Regions from separate parts of the Homo sapiens genome. Here all the other regions are linked to region 3. The links are chromatin contacts, found by Hi-C or POLR2A ChIA-PET in ENCODE. All regions are on one chromosome and are shown on one strand. The core of a region is the stretch at or near the end of the contact, and the rest is flanking DNA. Distances in the headings are between cores, read along the strand shown. Region 1 overlaps SP100 (SP100 nuclear antigen). Region 2 overlaps SP140 (SP140 nuclear body protein). Region 3 has its middle 22 kb from the start of SPATA3-AS1. Region 4 holds the start of SP140 (SP140 nuclear body protein). Region 5 holds the start of PTMA (prothymosin alpha).

Evidence for each region. Hi-C counts contacts between places; a loop is a spot of excess contacts on that map. ChIA-PET counts read pairs that join two places held with the same protein, here RNA polymerase II (POLR2A). Pooled maps may share reads with other maps.
Region 1: a pooled map shows a loop between it and region 3 (5-fold over the local background). The contact joins two enhancer-like sites. A Hi-C loop is called at or near these places in 3 of 37 single-sample maps with no recorded cell type and 4 of 50 pooled maps.
Region 2: a loop to region 3 is called in a map with no recorded cell type, with 9 times the contacts of the local background. The contact joins two enhancer-like sites. A Hi-C loop is called at or near these places in 2 of 37 single-sample maps with no recorded cell type and 4 of 50 pooled maps.
Region 4: a loop to region 3 is called in a pooled map, with 3 times the contacts of the local background. The contact joins the promoter of SP140 here to the enhancer-like site in region 3. A Hi-C loop is called at or near these places in 7 of 37 single-sample maps with no recorded cell type and 3 of 50 pooled maps. POLR2A ChIA-PET finds 5 or more read pairs at or near these places in 2 of 52 experiments (GM10248 and activated T-cell).
Region 5: a map with no recorded cell type shows a loop between it and region 3 (14-fold over the local background). The contact joins the promoter of PTMA here to the enhancer-like site in region 3. A Hi-C loop is called at or near these places in 3 of 37 single-sample maps with no recorded cell type and 3 of 50 pooled maps.

Annotation. Positions count from the first base shown.
Region 1 is chr2:230,445,956-230,450,053 of GRCh38, reverse strand. It overlaps SP100 (SP100 nuclear antigen), which reads right to left. Exons shown (of 29, transcript NM_001080391.2): 5 at 3,152-3,235; 6 at 904-966; 7 at 344-493. The region is part of intron 3 of LOC101928816 (a long non-coding RNA gene); the gene reads left to right. Among named protein-coding and RNA genes, the nearest start is that of SP100, 32 kb to the right of the region's middle. RefSeq lists an enhancer at 1,845-2,114. Within about 2 kb of position 2,138, at least 7 of the 41 ENCODE cell types and tissues checked have a DNase peak (open chromatin) inside an H3K27ac peak, as active enhancers do.
Region 2 is chr2:230,264,607-230,268,995 of GRCh38, reverse strand. The region is part of intron 12 of SP140 (SP140 nuclear body protein); the gene reads right to left. Among named protein-coding and RNA genes, the nearest start is that of SP140, 41 kb to the right of the region's middle. RefSeq lists an enhancer at 3,693-4,214. Within about 2 kb of position 1,380, at least 2 of the 41 ENCODE cell types and tissues checked have a DNase peak (open chromatin) inside an H3K27ac peak, as active enhancers do.
Region 3 is chr2:230,971,693-230,975,683 of GRCh38, reverse strand. No RefSeq gene overlaps it. Among named protein-coding and RNA genes, the nearest start is that of SPATA3-AS1, 22 kb to the left of the region's middle. RefSeq lists enhancers at 1,254-1,393, 1,514-1,563. Within about 2 kb of position 1,408, at least 4 of the 41 ENCODE cell types and tissues checked have a DNase peak (open chromatin) inside an H3K27ac peak, as active enhancers do.
Region 4 is chr2:230,223,011-230,227,132 of GRCh38, reverse strand. SP140 (SP140 nuclear body protein) reads right to left here and starts at 1,397. Exons shown (of 27, transcript NM_007237.5): 1 at 1,230-1,397. The coding sequence starts at 1,288. It also overlaps a transcript of SP110 not described here. RefSeq lists enhancers at 808-857, 878-957, 1,028-1,077, 1,308-1,517.
Region 5 is chr2:231,706,854-231,710,948 of GRCh38, reverse strand. PTMA (prothymosin alpha) reads right to left here and starts at 2,424. Exons shown (of 5, transcript NM_002823.5): 1 at 2,198-2,424. The coding sequence starts at 2,242. RefSeq lists silencers at 146-235, 276-685, 1,176-1,485, 1,916-2,095, 2,616-3,015 and enhancers at 1,100-1,737, 2,316-2,375, 1,738-2,376, 2,377-3,014, 3,654-4,095 and 1 more.

The DNA of each region.
Region 1 (4,098 bases), core at 889-3,388, 530 kb after region 3:
TGCATATATTGCTGCGTGAAGGTGTTCGTGCTTCATTGATTCCTGTCCAATCTCTCTCTTACTTTCTCCTTTTGCCTTTTGTTTGTCTCTCTTCTTTGGTGAGACTCTGCAACTCTTCCCCTTTCTCTCTCAGTTTTTTGCTTCTAGCTTTCTTCCTCCAGGTCTTTGTCATCAGTATGTCAGTGTATCAGGCTCATCTGTATAACAGGCCCCCTCTGTGTCTATGTGATTTTCCCCTGCTTGTTAAACAGGTGTCTCCTTGTATTGTGCATTAGACTCTTCCTCTGCCACCAGCCAGGGCCCCTTGGCTCCTCCCCATTCATGCCAACCCAGTCAGTCTTACCTGTTGGCTCAGCCTTTTGAGCACATTGTTCATTTGTTTGTTGGCTTCCTAGCGAATCATCTTTGTCACTGGTTGTATCTTTTCTCTTTGCATTTATCTGTTCTGTTTCACAGGGGTGCTCTGAGAGTCCATTTTCAGGTGGGGTTGTACCTAAACCATGGTTTGATTCACAGGTATTTTATTTGCCCTCTGCTGCCTGTCACTCCCCTCCAACCACTACAGCACGGGCCACTGATGGACGTAAGGTCAAGGCACCAAGGCAACAGCCAGATTCAAGCAGATGCAGGCAGAAAATGGTGAAGCAGGCACATGGGTAAAACGACCAGGCTCAGCGGCAGCAGGAACCAGCAGCAAGTGTGATTAAGGGGTGTGGGAGGAAGAAACCCTCCTAGGCAACCTAGAGGATAAGGACTTGTTATTTAAATCCCAGAAATGGAAAAACTGTAGATGTAAAACCTGAAAATTCTGGACAATCATTAACACAAAGAGGCAACCCCACAGCACATTCCAGAAAGGGGCAAGAATAGCAGAGGCTCAAAGAGTAGTAAACAGGAACAAACCAGCATGAGATGGGGAACCCGAAGGTGGCCAAGTCAGGCTTCGAAAAGAGTTTTCACCAGTTCCTGGCAGGAAGAAATTAGAAGTTTATTTCAGAAATCGAGGTATGGATTTTGCCATTCTCCCCTAATCCCTTTTTGGTCTCTGTAACGTAGGAGTTAAAGACCCCTTCTAGGTCTCAATGCAAAGGCCACCTGGAGCTGGCAGATGCTACCTAATTACTGAAGTCAGACTCCAGCCTTGAGAGTAGGGGACTGGGTCAGCTGCACCCCTGGATGACAGGGGCCTTGGCCAGACAACTCTGCTGCGTGTCCTCTGTGAGACACTCTGGTAAGTGATGATGGCAGAGTGATCCTGCCTTTGTCCCCAGAGCTACCCTGCCCAGGGCCCTTAGCTCAGTTTCTTTGAAGTCCTGGTTGCCTCATGCCCACCCCCTTTCACACAACACCCTCCCTCTCCACATCTGTTCATGCTTTCTCATTGGCTTTTCCATGAGGACTCAGTGTCTGAGTAGCCTCTACTTCCTCCAGCTCTTGGTATTCTTTTTTTCTGGATCTTTTTGTCTGCAAATATTTCCTCATTTTTGTTTCATTTTTCTGTTTTTATTTTTTTAGATTGCCTGGATAGCACAGGGTTAGGAATGCAGGCTCTGGGGTAGAACATCTGGGTTTTTCCTTATTCATCTGACCCTATGTAAACTCCATTTGTGGTATCTCTGGATTTCAGTTACCTTATCTGCAAAATAGGCATATAAGTAATATTAATCTCCAATGGCTGTCATGAGCATTAAACCAACCGCCACAGAGTAGATGTTCAATCAAAGTGAGCTGTTAATGACAAGGTTATTTTTGTTGTCTTTTACCCCTTTTCACGGTTTCATTTCCCTTCCTTTGTCCTCTAGGTACTTACATCCTCTTCCCATGTGCATCACTTCCTTTCTGAGTCTCTCTACATGACCGCCTTTCTCTTTGAATATTCCTGCTCTTGAACAACATCCTCACATTTAAATTTGTCCCCTCTTCTGCCATCACCAAGTTTCTCCCGTGATATAAGAAATATACATTTCAGTCTTAATTCCCTGCTCCTGGCCAGAGCTCCTAAAACCCTAAAACATCTTAAGTCATAACAAGTGAAAAGAGCACTTTCTGTTATTCATAACAACCCCTTTTCGACCACACCTGGGTTTATGTTAATGAGGTAACTTTTGGAAAGCCCCTAAGGATTGGGGTGTGGTTGCCAGGGGAGCTGAACATGAGATTAGAGGGGTGGAACTTTCAGCTCCACCTCTTGACCTCCAGGGAGGGGAGAGGAGGGATGGAGGTTAACTTAATAATCAGGTGCCAATGATTTAATCAATCCAGGCTGTATAATGGAATGTCCATAAAGAACCCTAAGTGACTGGGTTCAGAAATCTTCTGGGTTGGCAAACACATGGAAGTGCCAGGAGAGTCGTGTCCCAGAGAGGGCAGAAGCTCTGTGCCCTTCCCCACGCTTTGCCCTATGCATTTCTTCCACTTGGCTCTTCTTGAGTTGTATCCTTTATAATAAATGTCAAATATAAGTCAACATTTCCATGAGATCTGTGTGATCTACTAGGAAAGTATGAAAGCCAATGAAGGGCTTGCGGGAACCTCCAATTTACAGGCACAGGCCACAACCTGAGACTTGCAACTGGCATCTGAAGTGGGGGGCATTCTTATGGGAATGAGCCCTTAACCTGCGGAGTCCGTGCCAAGTCTGGGCAATTAGTGCCAGAATTCAATTAAATTATAAGATATCAGATGGTATCTACAGAGAATTGGAGAACTGACTGATGTGGGGAGATCACCGACATGTTTGGTGTCAGAAGTGTTGTGAATATGACAGTACAGGTAAAACAGGAGCCTTTCTTTCCCCAGGGGTCTCCTCTTTGATGTTGACCACGGGCCACGGGCTGTGGTTCTTAACCCTTTGCAACTTCACACTGATCCCCTACAGGGACCTTTCTAAATTACAATTACTTCTAGGTAGTCGGCATCTGTAAATCTGGCCTACTGACACGCTTGGTTCTGATTCCCTCATGGTTATTGAGCCAACTATGCCTTGTCATGGCCACTTCTCCAGGACCCTGCACCTGGTTAGAAGCTCATATAACTCTCTCCTTGACTTCTCCATAGTCCTTCCATATGTCTTCCCTGATTCACAATCTCCACTCAGAACCTTGGATCCCTAACCTCTCTTAGAAAAAAGCTTTTATTCTGTCATTTTTACCTTGTTCAAGACTTAGTTGGAGGCCAGACCTCTCCTCCCTCTCTTCTTCTTCACTTTCTTGGAGAGGCAATTTGTCATGGATTACTGAAGAGTGGGAGAGAGAAGAAGCAATTAGAGATCTACAGGGACCAGGGACAATGTCTGGAAATCATGCTTTTAGGAATTTCCAGCCCTTGGGTGACTCAGAGCTCAGAGGGTTCCACATGACCTAAAGTTCTCCCGTCATCCCCTGGGACAGAGAAGAGAAGACCCCAACAGTGAAGGCTTTATTGTCCTACACAAAAAGGAGACATTCAAGATTTAAGGATAAAGGAGTAATGGAAACATTGTGAGCTGTGTTACCCTCAAAATTGTCAGATGGCAGGGTAGGCATATATCAAGTGTAAGGAAGAAACTGGGGAATTCCCTGGGGAGAAGGTCTCAAGTCCTAGAGAGATTCCACTTTTTTATAATCAGCCAGGTGCAGTGGCTCACACCTGTAATCACAGAAAATCAGCCACGTGCAGTGGCTCACACCTGTAATCACAGCACTTTGGGAGGCCGATGCAGGAGGATTGCTTGAGCCCAGGATTTTGAGACCAGCCTGGGCCACATAGCTGGACCTCATCTTTGAAAAGAAAAATAAAATTAGCTGGATGTGGTGTTGCACACCTATGGTCCCAGCTACTCAAGAGGCTGAGGGGGGAGGATCACTAGAGCCCAGGAGGCTGGGGCTGCAGTGAGCTGAGATTATGCCACTGCACTCCAGCCTGGGCAACAGATTGGAACTGTCTCAAAAAACATAAATAAATAAAAAATAAATGAGAAAAACCTCAACATCTTTAAAGATGAGGCTAGAAACAGGAGAATGTTGTCTTAATTGGGTCAGGGAGGATGAACAGTTCTCAAATAAACATAACAGAGGACACAGGGGCAGCTTGTGTGGACTTCAGGGTCCGAGAGTCAGC
Region 2 (4,389 bases), core at 131-2,630, 710 kb after region 3:
TTTCTATAGAGACTGTGTCTTACAAGCACAGGGCCTCCTCCCACTAGGTGCCTTGCTTAGCTAGGAATAAATCAGCTTTTAGTTTCAGATTATGAGTAGTAGCCTAGCCCTTCAAAAATTGGAGTTCCTGCCGAGATTATCTTGAAGATTCTTGCTGGGGAGTGTCCTGTGGGACCCTTGGAACCACAGGCATGAATCTCAGGCCACTGTGTCCAGCTCAGGTCATTTTTCTGACCTACTGCCAAGTGAATCTTTCTCAACAACAACTCGAACTCTGACTTGTTTCACTGAGCTCCTAGTTCTGAATTTATCTTATTTAAACATGGGTATACAATTAGATACAATTAGATATTTTCAGTTGGAAGTACACCACTTAGCAAACATTTTCTCAATTAATGTGCTTATTTACTTATTTACTTGTTTCACTACTTCATCTACTGTTACCTTTCTTTTGTCTTTTTTTTTTTTTTTAGACAGAGTTTCACTCTTGTCGCCCAGGCTGGAGTGCAACCGCGTAATCTCGGCTCACTGCAACCTCCGCCTCCTGGGTTCAAGAGATTCTCCTGTCTCAGCCTCCCAAAGTAGCTGGGATTACAGGTGCCTGCCACCACGCCTGGCTAATTTTTGTAATTTTAGTAGAGAGGGGATTTCTCCATGTTGGCCAGGCTGGTCTCGAACTCCTGACCTCAGGTGATCCACTCATCTCGGCCTCCCAAAGTGCTGGGATTATAGGCATGAGCCACCACACCCGGCCTCTTCTGTCTATTTTTAAAAAGTCTTATCTCTGCCAGGCATGGTGGCTTATGCCTGTTAATAGGTCATATTACAGGCAGATGGCTTGAGCTCAGGAATTCTAGACTATCCTGGGCAACATAGCAAAACCCCACCAAAAAAACAAAAAGTCTTATTTCATGTGTGCTTGTTCCTGATTTTCCTGTGCTTTCTGAATGTTAGAAGACAGTGATCCAAAGCAAACAGCTGGTGGTCAAGGTCTGATAAGTCCTCAATTCAAGCCAGCCCCTAAAACTAATGGATGTGGGTCCATTAGACAGTAGCCAAACTGTGCAAAGATGTTCGGTCACATTTTTTCTTGGGTCCCTCATCAAAACCTTCATGAGGGCACCTAGTGTCTTGTCAATTTGTGAAAGAAAATCATTTTGTTTAGTATGTAATCTGGAGTCAACTACAATCATGTAATTAATCATATGTCCCCTTTTCAGTTTCTGCTTCATTCATGTGGAACACACCATTCACACTTATACTGAAATATAGTGGCCTCTTTGCTGTTTGTCACGGGATTGTCTTTGCCAAAGCCATAATCTCCCCGACAAAATGTTCACTTCCTCTGTATACTTTCATCATGATTCTAACTCTTGTACTTTTCTTAATAACTGGCAAAATTTTCCCTAAAATGACTCTGGCTTGCAATGGGGAGGTTTTGTCATGTCCAAAGTAAGTAACACATTTGACAAGTAGGTCTATAAAAGAAGAGAAAAAAATCACTGAATGTTTCCACATCTCAACCAGTAATCTATTACTTTCAGACCATTATCTGAGGAACACTGTTTTCAACAAAACCTCTATAAATGTAATAGGTAGGGATCTATTCTGCAAATAGAACTACCAGATTAAAGGTTCAGAAGAAGGACTAATTTTAGAAGTCCTGGAAAATTCTCTGACACATGATCTATGTATAGTTGACCTGACCATTAGTATACCTACACTACGGATGATTTGAGGTCTGCAAGCAATAAACAAAATAGGTATACCTCACTTCCCTGTACCTCCTAACCAGATTACTACAATCTCTTCAGTCTCACCTAAAGCCAAAATTTTTAATATATTTATGTTCAGCTTTGTTTAATGTCTCACTTGATAAAGATAAATATTATTTGCTTGGGAAAATCAGTGGCTTATCTGGACAGTTATTTTCTAGGAATTTCCTTGACGATAGGCAGAATTCTAAGATGGCCCCCAAATATTTCTTTCCCTAATCCTGAGGACTGTGAACATAATGAGATATTACTTCCATAATTACCTTATGTGATATGGCAGAGCTGTCCTTAAGAGAGACTAATAGAGTGGATCTGGTTTAACCTTATGAGCCTTTTAAGAGCAGGGAGTTTTCTCTAGCCAGCAGCAGAAGAGGAAGTCAGAGATTCAAAGTGTGAGAAGGATTCCACACAAGATTGCTGGCTTCAAGATGGAGGGGCAATGTATTAAGGAATATGATTGGCTTCCAGGAGCTGAGAGTGGTCCGTGACCAACAACCAGCAACAAAGCTGTGACCTCGGTTCAACAACCACGAGGAACTGGATTATGTCAACAACCTGGGTGAGCTCGATTGCAAGATTCTCAGAGCCTTCAGCCAAGACTTCAGCTGGGCTGACATCTTAATTTCAGCCTAAGGAGACTCTAAGCAGAGAACTAAGTTGAGCCCACCCACACTTCTGCTGGCAGGACTGTGAGATAACAAGTGGGTATTGTAGTAAGCCATTACATTTGTGGTTATTTGTCATGCAGCAATGAAAAACGAACACAACCATCTTCTTCCAAGTTTTAAATACGGCCTAAGGGATACAAAGCTCATACCTGCATCTTCTCTGATCTGATGCATAGGTCACCTCTATTATACTCTATAGATCTAGACATTTCTTAATCTATTCATTGAGTTGGGCAAAAATGGACATAAAACTTCTAAGGAAAAACTCCAAGTTTGTAAAACAAACAAAATGAAACAAAACAAAAACTAGGCTATTTTCTCAGACATAATCTATTGGCTGAGGAAATAATATTATATAAAGAAATGTTACAATGTCTTCAGAGTTTCCCAAGACCAATGACTGAAGGAAAGATAAGAGGATTTCTAGGATTAACTGAGTCTTGAAGACAATGGGGGTCAATCTTTTCTGAAATACCAGGCCTCCCTACATTTGACCCAAATATCTTGGGGCCATTCTCATGGAACACAGAAATGGAACAGATCTTCACGATTTTAAAATACTCCTTCATCAGTCACCCACACTGAATCTTCTATTATCACATTATCAGGAGACAGGTCTCCTGTCTCCCTTTCTCCTTTATCATAATCCTTTTCTTTTATACGTACATAAAAAATAGGCCATGGTTCGTGACCAGCCTAGGCAACATGACCCTCTGAAGGAAGCAGATTGCACCTGCAGGACCCAGGAGACCGCCCCCCCCCGTAAAACTGAGAGTGCCCCAACTGCAGAAGTGGGAAAAGGAGACCCTCCTCTCCCGAACACACACCCCCACTGGAGAAGCTGAAGGTCTGTTTGTGGGAGAAGTTTCCGACTTTACCTGGAGCTGAGTCAATCTGAAGAGATGAGGGAAATACAGGTGTAGGGGGAAGCAGCGGAAAGGGCCTGGGAGGTGGCTGGGTCCCCTAGAAGGCCATTCCTGCCTGGCACCACAGGGACCCAATGGGAGAGGAGCAGGGGGTAAAACTACACAGGGAGAAGCCAATCTCTAGCTGAACTTTGTAACAATTTGAACAGGGTGAGACGCCTCCTGGACAGAACTCTTGTGAGGGCGCAAATCCGGTGTGCAGACTCCACAGGTGGGGAAGAACCAAGCCTTTTTCTTCTGCAGCTGGGAGGCAGATAGCCTGGGGCAGGTTTTCAAGCCTGGAAATGGTCTGGGGGCTGTTGGGGCGGGGCATGGTGGGAGTGAGTCTGGCCCTTTGGTTTGCATGGGAGCTGGGTGAGACCTGTGACTGCCAGCTTTCCCCCATTTCCCTGACAACCTGCATGACTCAGCAGAGGCAGCCATAATCCTCCCAGGTACACAACTCCAGTGACATGGGAATCTCACCCCCATCCCCCACAGCAGCTGCAGCAAGACATGTCCAACGAGAGTCTTAGCTCAGACATGCCTAGCCCCTCCCCCACCTGACGGCTCTTCCTTATCCACCCTGGCAGCTGAAGACAAAGGGCATATAACCTTAGGAATTCTAGGGCTGGCCCATCACCGGTTCCTCCCCATAATACCACAGCTGATGCTCTCTGGAAAGTGCCACCTCCTGGCAAGAGGCCAACCAGCACAAAAATAGAACATTAAACCACCAAAGGACCCCCATGGAGTCCATTGCACCCCCTTCACCTCCAGCAGAACAGGCACTGGTATCCACAGCTGAGAGACCCATAGATGGTTCACATCACAGGACTCTGTGCAGACAACCCCGAGTACCAGCCTGGAGCCTGGTAGACTCACTGGGTCACTAGACCCAGAAAAGAGACAACAATTACTGCAGTTTGGCTCACAGGAAGCCACATCCATAGAAAAAGGAGGAGAATAGTACATCAAGGGAACATCCTATGGGACAAAAGAATCTGAACAACAACCTTCAGCCCTAGACCCTCCCTCTGA
Region 3 (3,991 bases), core at 159-2,658:
AAGCGATTCTTCTGCCTCAGCCTCCCGAGTAGCTGGGACTACAGGCATGTGCCACTACGCCAGGCTAATTTTTGTATTTTTAGTAGAGTCGGGGTTTCATAATGTTGGCCAGGCTGGTCTCGAACTCCTGACCTCGTGGTCTGCCCGCCTTGGCCTCCCAAAGTGCTGGGATTACAGGCGTGAGCCACTGCACCTGGCCCCATGTTTAAATTTTTGATGAACCAACAAATTGATTTCCACATCAGCTGCACCGTTTTACATTTTTCACAAGCAAAGTAGGAGGGTTCCGGTTTTCCCACATCCTTGCCAATGGTTATTTTCCATTTAAAAAATTATAGTCATCCTCGTGGGTGTGAGGCGGTCAACTGTTAATACCCTTTTTGACACAAGCTTCGGGTGTCAAAAGATATGCTCTAATGCTGCCCTTTGGCTTCACGAGGCTACTTAAAGCTTCCAATTTCCTGTAAATCATATTAGACTTTGTTATTGTTACATTAACTTGGTGATCCAAGGGACTCATGGCTGTAGGGGGGCAATCCTGTTATATTCTAAGTGCTGTGGTTTGAATGTGTCCCCCAAAGTTCATGTGTTGGAAACTTAATTGCCAGTGCAACAATGTTGAGAAGTGGCACGTTTAAGTGGTGATTAGGTCATGGGAACACAGCTCTCATGAGTGGATTCAGGCCATTATTGGGGTACTGGATTAGCTGTCACAGGAGTGACTTAGATATAAAATCAGGGAATTCTGCCCCTCTTTCCTTCCTCTCGCGTGTGTTCTCTCTCACGACGTGATGCCTTCCGCCATGGGATGGCCCTCACTAGATACCAGCACCACGCTCTTGGACTTCCCAGCTCCAGAACCATGAGCCAAATAAACGTCTGTGCCTTGTAAATTACCCAGTCTGTGGTATTTTGGTATAGCGGCAGGAGATGAACTAAGACACTATGCATGATGTTACCCTGAACATTTGCATGAAAACAGCTCTTTACATCACATAGCCACACTCAGAATGTGTTATGGGAATACAGAAAAACAGAGGTGGGGAGACGACATTAACTGTGGTGAGGGGGTGAAATAATCCTTGGGACCAGTGACCTTTAGGGGTCTTTTAAAGTGACTTGTGTGCTCAAAATAACTGGCCCGGGCCTGCGGAATCCGGGCATCCTGACAAAACCACATGAATGAGGAGAACGGCACTTTTCATGACCGGCCCCACCAGGGGAATTTTTCAGGCACGCATCTTACTCTGATGCTCAGGTCAGCTGGCTACCACTAGTGAGCCCAGGCCCAGAGGCTGGGGCACCCCAGTGAGTCAGAGCCCAGATCAGGGAGGGTGAGAATTACCACTTCCTGTCTATGAAAAACACTTAGATAAATGTCGGTTCCCACCATGGCTAAGAATCAAATAATATTCTTTCTTCGAGCCTCAACCTCAAGTGCCTGACAAACTCTTGAAAAACCCAAGGCACTGCCCAAAGTAGTTTACACGGGGAGGTCCAAGGTGGTTTCCCTATGGCTGGTTGATGATGTTAATTACGGTATTTTTCAGGATTGGCAGTCAAGCAGATGTTATTAACATTAACTAATTAATCCAGGTCTTATCGCATGTCACCTGACGCCAAGTAAAAGCACCAGAGAAGTTTGGAAGTGGAGAAATGCCACAGGGTGGATCAGGAAAGACAGGACAGAGGAGGGGCCATTTGTGTAAGACCTACCTGAAAGGATAGGTGGAAGGGGACAGTGGGAGGGAAGGGGAGGATTGAGGCAGGGAGGTAAAGGTGCCACCCCCACACAAGCATGGAGCAATGCCAAGTGTCCCAACATAGAATGGACTTCTGGATACATCCACTTTATCCCAAAATTATTATGACAATGTGATCAAAAGAGAATATTGTGGCCAAAATGTTAAAGTTTGACATTCCAGAACAGGAATAATTATATCTTGGCACCGTTCATGGTGACATTTCTTCCATAGCTACTGTACTGAATATTTACCAGGCGAAGAAGACACTTTCAACTGAAGTAAGTGGAGAAGTGACTATTTTGGGGAACCCCCAGGCTACCTAGGGCAGTCTCTTTAACCCCTAGGATCGAGGTGTAGTTATTAAAAGCATCCACTTTCATTGCCCAAAGTGTCCCAGTTTAGACAATAAACTATATGGTCACTCTATTTATCATGGATTTTAAATTATTTTTAAAAATTGTGGTAAAATAGACATAACCTAGAATTCACCATTGTAACCACTGTAAGTGTTGAGTTCAGTGGAATTAAGTTATGTTCACCTAGTACAACCACCACCAACTCCCCATCCCCCACTTCCCCCAGCTCCTGGCAACCAACCATAATCCTAATTTCTATGTCTATGCATTTGACTACCCTAGGTACCTCTTTAAGTGGAATCATACGGTATTTTTCTTTTTGTGATTGACTTATTTGACTTAGTATAATGTCTCCAAGTTTCATCCATATGAGAGCATGGGTCAGAATCTCCTTCCTTTGTAATGTTGAGTAATACTCCACTGCGTGTGTATTCGTCTGTTCTTGCATTGCTATAAAGAAATACCTGATACTGGGCCAGTCACGATGGTGCATGCCTGTAATTCCAGCACTTTGGGAGGCCAAGGTGAGAGGATCACTTAAGTCCAGGAGCTCAAGACCAGCCTGTGCAACATGGTGAAACCCCATCTCTACAAAAAATACAAAAATTAGCTGGGCATAAGCCGGGCGCAGTGGCTCATGCCTGTAGTCCTAGCACTTTGGGAGGCCAAGGCAGGTGGGTCACGAGGTCAGAGGATTGAGACCATCCTGGCTAACATGGTGAAACCCCGTCTCTACTAAAAATACAAAAAATTAGCTGGGCGTGGTGGTGGGCGCCTGTAGTCCCAGTTACTCGGAAGGCTGAGGCAGCAGAATGGCGTGAACCCGGGATGCGGAGATTGCAGCAAGCCCAGATTGCGCCACTGCACTCCAGCCTGGGCGACAGAGCTCACTCCGTCTCAAAAAGAGAAAAAAAAATTAGCTGGGCATAGCGGCCCATACCTGTAGTCCCAACTACTCAGGTGGCTGAGGTGGGTGGATCGATTGAGCCTGAGAGGTCGAGGCTGCAGTGAGCTGTGTCATGCCACTGTTCTGCAGCCTGGACAAGAGAGCAAGACCCTGTCTCAAAAAAAGGAAAAAAGAATAAAAAAAGACATACCTGAGACTGGGTAATTTATAAAGAAAAGAGGTTTCATTGGCTCTCGATTCCACAGGCTGTACAGGAAACATGATGCTGGCCTTCTGCTTGGCTTCCAGGAGGCCTCAGGAAACTTACAATCATTGCAGAAGACAAAGTGGAAGCCAGCACTTACCACGTGGCCGGAGTAGGAGCAAGAGAGAGAGGGGGGAGGTGCGGCACACTTTTTAAACAACCAGATCTTGTGAGAACTCACTCATTACACAGTACCAAGGAGGGATAGTGCTGAACCATTTATGAGAACTATGCCTTCATGATCCAATCACCTCCCACCAGGTCCCGCCTCCAACACTGGGGGTTATAACTAGACAGGAGATTTGAGTGGGACACAGATCCAAAACTATATCAGCAATTTATCAATGGATAAACACAATGTGTTATCCATTCATCCATTGATGGAAGAAGCACTTGGGCTGCCCCTACCTTTTGGCTATTGTGAATAATGCTGCTATGAACATGGGTGTACAGAAAGCTGTGTGTGGCTTTGCTTTCAGTCCTTTTCAGTGTACACCCAGAAGTGGAATTCCTGGATCATATGGTAATTCTTTTTTTATTTTATTTTATTTATTATTATTATTTTTGAGATGGAGTCTCACTCTGTTGCCCAGGCTGGAGTGTAGTGGTGCGATCTTGGCTCACTGCAACCTCCGTTTCCCAGGTTCAAGCGATTCTCCTGCCTCAGCCTTCCGAGTAGCTGGGATTATAGGTGCCTGCCACTGCGCCCAGCTAATTTTTGTATTTTTAGTTAATTAAT
Region 4 (4,122 bases), core at 148-2,647, 750 kb after region 3:
TTTTATCAAGAATGTACAGTCATCCCTTGGTATCCAGGGGGAATTGGTTCCAGGACCCTCCATGGATACCAAAATCCATGGATGCTCAAGTCCCTGATATAAAAGGTGTAGTATTTACATATAACCTATGCACATCCTCCTGTATATTTTAAATCATCTCTAGACTTATAATACCTAATACAATGTAAATGCTATACAAATAGTTATACTGTATTTTAAATTTTTATATTACTTTTTATTGTTGTTATTTATGTTTTTAATTTTTAGAAAATATTTTGCATTCATGGTTGGTTAGATCCATGGATACAGAATCCACAGATAAGAAGAAATGACCGTATTGATGTACTTGTCTTTTTTTTTTTTTTTTTTTGAGATGGAATTTCACTCTTGTTGCCCAGGCTAAAGTGTAATGGTGTGATCTTGGCTCGCCAAAACCTCTGCCTCCCTGGTTCAAGCGATTATCCTGCCTCAGCCTCCTGAGTAGCTGGAATTACAGGCATACACCATGACACCCAGCTAATTTTGTATTTTTAGTAAAGACAGGGTTTCTCCACGTTGGTCAGACTGGTCTCATTGTCTTACATTTTTTAAAGATGATTTCCAGGCTTCTCTGACCAGATATGTAAAAAATACCAGAACAGAAGAATAAAAAAAGCAGAAGCAGCACTCACTCTCTACCTGCTTGCCTTTTTTGTTGGGTCTCATCTGCTTTCACTTCCTCCTACCAAGTATTCAGAGATCCTGAAGTGATTCTAGGGCTAAGAGCCACATAGATGGGCTCAGAGCAGAACCGGTCCCCAACTACACAGCCTGGAAAGTGTGACAACAGACAGGCGTTTGGATTTTAATTCTTCTAAAAAGATCCTTTTTAGACAGAGTTGTCTTTTGGAGTGGGGATAAAGGAGGCCTGGGGGAGAAGAGAGGGTTCAGAGGTCACGGGGAATCATCCAATCCTACACAAAGCCTCAGAACAGGCATGATGTTCAAACAGCTCCAGTCCAGCCATTTGCAGATGTAAGAGAATAGGAAGATGATGTGAGTCACGGCATCCTTGAGTTTCTCCAACAGCCAATCCCTGCAATTTAAAAAATCTGATTGCCTCGTTATTTATTTGTAACTGAATTCTATTGTATACCTGTAGAGTGAAGCTGGGTAGACATTAAATAACAAGTATGAAAGGGAACCCTACCAGAGATGAAGGACAGACGGGAAAGGAGACGATGACCCACCTGAAGTTGAGATTGCTGTCTCCACTTGCCATCTGCCCCTGCTGGCCCTGCTGGGCCATGAGCTTGGCCTAGGATCACACCCGATTCGATTTTCACTGCCCCGTTCCTTCCTGCAGCTCTGAGGTGAAGCTGCCAACTGCCCCTCGGTGCTCAGTCAAAGAGGAAAAGAAAAGTGAAATTGCCTAACTAGCTGACGTGGGTGCACCAACTCTACAGTCCTCCCTCCACCCAATCTCCATGACGTCTCTCAGTCAAGGGAGGAGGAGCAGAGCCAGCCCCACGAGGCCACGGAAGACAGGGTCACTTGTTCCTGCCAAGGAAAGAGGGTGGAAAAGTCATTCAACTCAAGCAGATCAAAGTTGTTTTGAGGTAAGGTGGCATCATGAGGAGGAAGTAAACTCTGTATTTGTCCCCACCCCTTGCTGAGGTGGCTGAGAAGGACAAGTGAAGACCAGACATTTCAAATCTTCAGTCAGGCTCCAGGGCTGGCCATGCACCTTAGTGAGCCTGGGCTGGATGGCTTAGGCCCAGTGTTTGGACATGGGGCCAGGGAGAACTGAAATAGCATGCATTAGAAAGTGGGGGAGATGCTCTTAGCACTCCATGAAAGCAGACAGAGGTAAAAGACAACTCTCTCAACTCCTCCAGCCAAAGGCAAGTGCTGAGGTTGGGCAGAGAAATGAGGTGCAATTCTAAGTTTTCTCAAATATGTGGGCACTTTACAACAGCAGCCAGGGGTGACTGGGAAAAAAATGAGCTTCAACCATTTCACTGAAATCTTGAGGAGAGTGACAGCCTTCTCACTGGATGGGGAAAGGGTTTGGAGCTGAGATTATCTAGACCTTCAAGGACAATATGATACAGGAGGATAGCTGTATTACATTTATGTTTGCACACAATTTTTCATTTATACCCAGCCCTCATTCTGTAAAGGATTTGAAACAATTTACAAAAACACACTATATCAGCATAAAGTCGAGTGATAAACAAATGGAAGCAAAGGGCAAATATAAAAAATATAACCACAGGACTAGAAATCCAGGCAGAAAAATGGGTCAAAGACAGGGGGCTGATGAGAGCCAGGGTATGGGTAGAATCCAGGGCCAGTGACAGAACAGTAGTGAGGATTGAAAAGCCAGAGGCAAAGCAGTATTTTTCCAAAACATGTGCTCCTGAATCCTACTTTTTCTGGTTCATTACACATATGCAAGGAAATTTGCATACATAAGTTTGCAAAATACAGAGTGCAAGAAATTTCTACCCCTTCCACACTTCTGCTTTCTTTCTACCAAAGGAACAAACACCAATCTGGTTGAGACAAACTCTAGAACACTGATGAGGACACCTTTTCCAGTATCTCTCTCTCTCTCCTCTCTCTCTCTCTCTCTGTCCTCTCTCTCCTCTGTCTCCCTCTCTCTCCCTCTCTCTCCCTCCCTCTCCCTCCCTCTCCCTCTCTCTCCCTCCCTCTCCCTCCCTCTTTAAAACAAGAAGGAAAAGTATGCTGGGCTTCTGTTAGACACAGCTGTCCTCTCCTCCCAGTCTCCATGGGGCTCCAACAAGGCCTGGTACAGACTATACCGCCTGCTCCAGCATCCCCTCTCTCTCTTCTCTCTGCCCTTAGGCAGTAGGCAGACCCAGGACACCAATGAACTGGACATTTTTGAAAATGTGCCAGCTTCTTTTGCTTATAAGCACAAGGCCATTGGTGTTCCTCAGCTGACTGGTGGTAAGATTGGTACTTCAGGGGTACTGCTGCTACTACTAGAAAGCCCTACTTTGCAACACCATGCATTAGCCCAGGTAAGGATAGCCTGAAATTTCAGTTCTATTTCCCACTATCTTGTTTTTCCCTATGCTCACTACAGAACCTCTCCTGGGTAAGGGATTCCTGGGCCAGGCATATGTAGGACCATCAGACCATCTCTGGTTCCCAATGTCTTCCTTTACTGCCACGTGACCAGTGGAGTCAGAAGGCTCCGGCCTGCCTCCTGGCTCTGTTCCCCCATCCAGATTTAGGCCAAGTAGGTCATAATCCCCAAAGGTAAATCAATGCTTTCATTCTACCTGGAAGATTTCTCTTCATTTTGCTAAGCATGCTAGAATCTGACACCTGGAATTGGGGAAATGAATTGTATAGAGTCTTGATCACAATCCAGTGCTGTAATTTAATTTGCCAACTTACCCCTATTTGCCCACAACTCCAAAATTCCTGACTCTGAACGCTAATGGGGATGTTCACTGTTTTTATGTCCAATTATGTCAGATAACCAATCCCAGATTGATCATATTTCCTTGAATATCTCTTGCCTATAATTCAACCTCTGGTGCCCAACATTTTTATCAGTCAGGATTTGGGAGTAAAAGTAATCCAAACTGACTCTGGCTAACTCAGGCAAAAAGTCAATTTCTTAGAACTATATTGGGTAGCTCACAGAATGTATGGGAAAGCCAGAGGACTAGGTTAAGAAAGTAGGCAGTCCAGGCAGGTTATATTGACTCACTTGCCCTTTGTCATAATATAGTTGAAAGATATCTGGATCACCTGGACATCCCATAGAATGTCAGACTGGGCTGGGCATGGTGGCTCATGCCTATAACCCCAGCACTTCGGGAGGCTGAGGCAGGCAGATCACGAGGTCAGGAGATCAAGACCATCCTGGCCAACATGGTGAAACCCCATCTCTACTAAAAATACAAAAATTAGCCAGGTATGGTGATGCGTGCCTGTAGTCCCAGCTACTCAGGAGGCTGAGGAAAGAGAATCACTTGAACCTGGGAGGCGGAGGTTGCAGTGAGCCAAGATTGCGCCACAGCACTCTAGCCTGGAGACAGACCGTGACTCTGTCTCAAAAAAAAAAAAAAAAGTCAGACTGATTGATGACATCATGCTGAT
Region 5 (4,095 bases), core at 1,175-3,674, 730 kb before region 3:
CGGCAGGTTATGTTCCAAAAATAAATAAGGCAAAGAGAGAGGGGCCTGCGCTCGGGGAGAGCCCCACAGGCGCGCCAGCCTGGAAGGCCCGCGAGGCCGCACCGCCCCGGCCAGGACAGGTATCTAAAAAAGCCAAAGCACACCGACCCCCCAAATCCGACCGCTGTTCCTAGAGGCCGCAAACCGCTGCTTGGCGGTGCCCCAGGCCGGGGCCTGCCGCCGGAGCCACCAACTCCCGGCCTCCCCGCGGCGGCTAGGGATCCCGACAGCACCTCGGGGGTGGGACTCCGCCCGGGATCCAAAAGGCAGCGCGGCCCCGGGCGCCCGGTAACTTTTTCCACACGACACGGCCACCAATACCAACAGAGGTCCGGCGTCCGGGCCTGCGGGAACCCCTCGGCCGCTGTCCGGCGAGCGGCTCCGGGCCACCTGTCGGCCCTCTCAGTCCGGCCCGCCCCGCTCCGCTCCGCGGACCCCGGCTCCGCCCGCTCTCGCCCCCTGGCGGCCGAAGCCCCGGGGAGCAGTGGGGGCAGGGAGGTCGCGGCGCGCAGGCGCGCATCCCCCGCCCGGCGGGCTTTGCGCGCGGGCCTCGGCACGCACCGCGCGCAGGGAGCACGTGGCCCGGGGCCGCCGAGTGCGTCCCTTGCCTTGGAGACTCCCGGCCGGCAGGCAGAGCTTGCAGTGGCACGCGCGCGGGTCGCGCGTCGGTCGGCCGGGCTCTCGACTCGACGCCCCACTGCCGCCACCCCGGCAGGCCCGAATGTCTGCATTCGGCGGGCCAAGTCCCACGGGAGGTCGCCCCAAAGTCCACCGGGCTGCGTAGGTCCGAGACTGTCGGGGATGCGCCTCTCGGGCTACTACTCATCGCCCTCGCGGGAAGTCACCTTTTGGTGCTTCGGAGAAAATCGAACAGCCAGGCCCCGCACTGGGGACGGTGTTCTCACCCCACAAACTCATTCCCGGACTGAGTCCAGAAGGGGTCACTGAGAGCCCCTGTGGAGATCCGGGCCCCGAGCTCCGCTCTGCCAAGAAGTCGCCCCTGGGAGAGTCAGAGATGACGCCAGGGACACAAGGGTTAAGGAGACGCCAAGGTGACTCGCGCCAATCCCTGCAGGGGCACGACGGGCGCGGACGAGGGCCGAAATATTAAGAAAGAGCCAGTCAGTCTGAGAGCGCCCCGCTCCCGCCAAGGGCGGAGACGCTACCCAGGGCGGGCAGTGGGACCGAGGCGGCGCCGACAACAGGAGCGGAGCCGCACCAGCCGCGCAGGACCTCATAGCCGAGGGCAGTGAACCCGCCACGGGGCCCGGGCGCCCCCCCAGTTCGACCCTACCATTGGCCTGTCGCGGCCGCCGTGTTGGCCCGCGTCGCCCCGAGCTGCGGCGCACACGGTGCTCCCGGGCAGCCGCGGGGGGCGCCCATCGTCGCCCCAGCGCCGCGCTTCACTTTCTCTTTCCTCCCTGCGGCGCGTGGGCTCTCGCCTCCTCAGCCAAGCCCGGCACCGCGGGTGCATGACTGAAGCTGGGCGGCCGCTCCCGGCGCACTCACCTCGAAGGGCGCCCACCCCCGCCTCCCAGAGCGCCCAAAGCGGATAAGCCCGTCACACCTCCGCCGGGACGGCCGACGTCGCGGCCAGCCAGCCCGTCGCCCCATCCGCCTTATCGGGACTTAGTCTAGACAAACCACCTCAGGTCCGCTGCAGGGCGCGAAACCGCCGGCCTGGCGCCGAACAAAGAGCAGCGCGGCCGGCGGGCGCTCGCCGCCACTTCCCGCGGCCGGCCCGCGCCCCAACACGCGCCCCCCAGCACTTCCGATTCCCAACGCGCTTGAGTTTCAAAGTTATTTCCGTGCGCCCGGCGGGCCGACGACCCCCAGCCAGGCTCTTCTCCTCCCGCCGCCACTCATACCGGCCACAGACGAGTTTCGAGGGCCGTGAGCCGGCCTCCGCGCCTAGCCCTCGGCCCCCGAGGGCGCCCGGCCCACTCCCCGACGGGCATCACGTCTGCCCGCGGCGGTTCCCGCCCCCTCCCCCGCACCACACAAAGAGTGGGCTGCCTGAGGGCACCGCGCCGGGGGCGGGCCGTTTCCCCGCGAGAGGGAGCAACAGCGGGCTTGAGACAGTCCAGCTGCTGCGCGCCAAACACCGCCCGAGCGGCGGCGCGCGGACCCCGAGGGGGCGGGCGGCGTCCAGCCTCACCTTGGTGGTGATTTCGGAGCTGGTGTCTACGGCTGCGTCTGACATGGTGGGGCACGCCGGTGATCCGATGCAGGGGATTAAAAAGAAAGCGAGAGTTCAGGGACTCTGGCGATAAAGCTGCCGGAGTCCGCGGCGGCGGAGGAGGCGCGCGGCGGAGGCGGCTGCGGCGAGCAAGGAGGCGGATGAGGAACAATGCAAAGATGGCTTTTCAGAGCAGCCAGTGGGGGACTCACGCGGCGCCAGAAGCTTTAATATAGATTAGTGGGCGGCGCTCGGCTTCCCATGCCCGGCCGCTATTGGCTGAGCGCAGGGAGCGGGCGCTCGCTCATTGGCTCGATTCCGAACAATGGACAAGCGTGCTTAAAGCGGCAGTGCCCCGGCGCGTCCCGCGCTGCGCAGTCGCCGATCGCACTGTCATTCAAGGCCGGAGTTTGCCGGGTCTCAGCAGGGCCGAGGGCGCGGGGGAGGGGTGCGCGAGCGCGTTCCGGACGCGCGCTCCCGCAGCTGTTTTGCTGGGGCTGCTGACGCAGAAAGCCAAAGCGCGGCAAAGCTGCCCGCCCAACCCCCTTCCCTCCCTCTCCCGCCCTCCCCGCGGCTGCTCGGAAGGAGGGGGAGGGAAGAGGGGGCGGCGGGCACACGACGGCTGCCAGCGCGGGGGAGGGGAAGGCGGGGTGCTGGGCCGCGCTCGCCCCGGGCGGTGCCCAGCGCAGTGCCCGCGGAGGTGCCCGCCCCCCGCGCCTGGGCGCCTTGGACCAAGGATTGTCCCAGTGCAAGTGGACGGCAGCCCCACGACGAGCAACGAGGTCACGAGGCCGAGACCCGGGCACCTGGGCCGCCCCGTCCCTCTGCCATGCCCTCGCGCCCTCCCAGGGCAGGGCACCCCTAGTCCTGTGGGCAGGCGACCTCGATTGCCCACCATCAGGTCCGGCGTCCGTCGGCCAAGTCAGTCGACAAGCGGGCACCGTCCCAAGCACACACGGATTCATGTATCAAGCGGACTCGATGCGCGATGCCGGCTCCAGCCCTCGAGTGGGACAGCCCGCGGGCCCCGCACGGCATAGCGGTCCCCTCATTCTAGGTTTCTAGTTAGGGTCTGTCCCGAGCGGTCACTGCCGTCGCGACAGCCTCAGGGCAGCCTCCTCCAGGGGCCTGCCGGGCCATCGAGTCTACCCTTCTCCCACCCCACTGCTGGACTGCGATGGGCACATGAACATTACAGAGTTCCTCGGGAAAAATCATCGTCTCTGGAGCCAGTTGGGCTAATCTTTGGGGACTACCTGAAATTTGGGGGACCATTTAGAGAACCATGCGGAGCCCCGAGAAAGGGGAGCATCAAAACGCCACACTCAAGATGGCGCCGGGCTCGGCAAGCGTGGCGTGACGTAGCGATCTAGCTCACGTGGGCGATCCGAGAACAACAGGCTACGCTGGCCTTATCGCCACCGCACTTAGCTGTCGAACTAAGAAATCGGTTGTGTGGGAAAAAGGACCAGAATAGGTGGAAAGATAGTCCAGAAATTTACCTGTGCCACACACAAGATGGCGAGACGTAGGGTTCGTCCCTGTGCTGCCAAAAGGGGGCGCCCGACACGGAAGGCGGGACTCCGGAGACACGAGCGCACATTGGCCGAGAGTGGCGGGCGAACACAAAGTTGACGCTTTGCGTCCTTCCATTGGCAGTTTCTTCCGTCTGTCTCTCGGTTGCAGCCGAGCTGGGAATGGGGAAAACCCGGAGTGTGGGATCGTGGAGGGCGGACGATGCCAAGTCCAGCAGAGCTTGCGCTCGGGGCTAGAAGAGAGACTGAGTCTCCCTTCTCAGTTTCATTAGGTAATGGGCGACATGGCTCCGTCTCCACAGCGGGGCTTTGCTGAGCTTAGCACGCAGTCTCCCGGCGGGG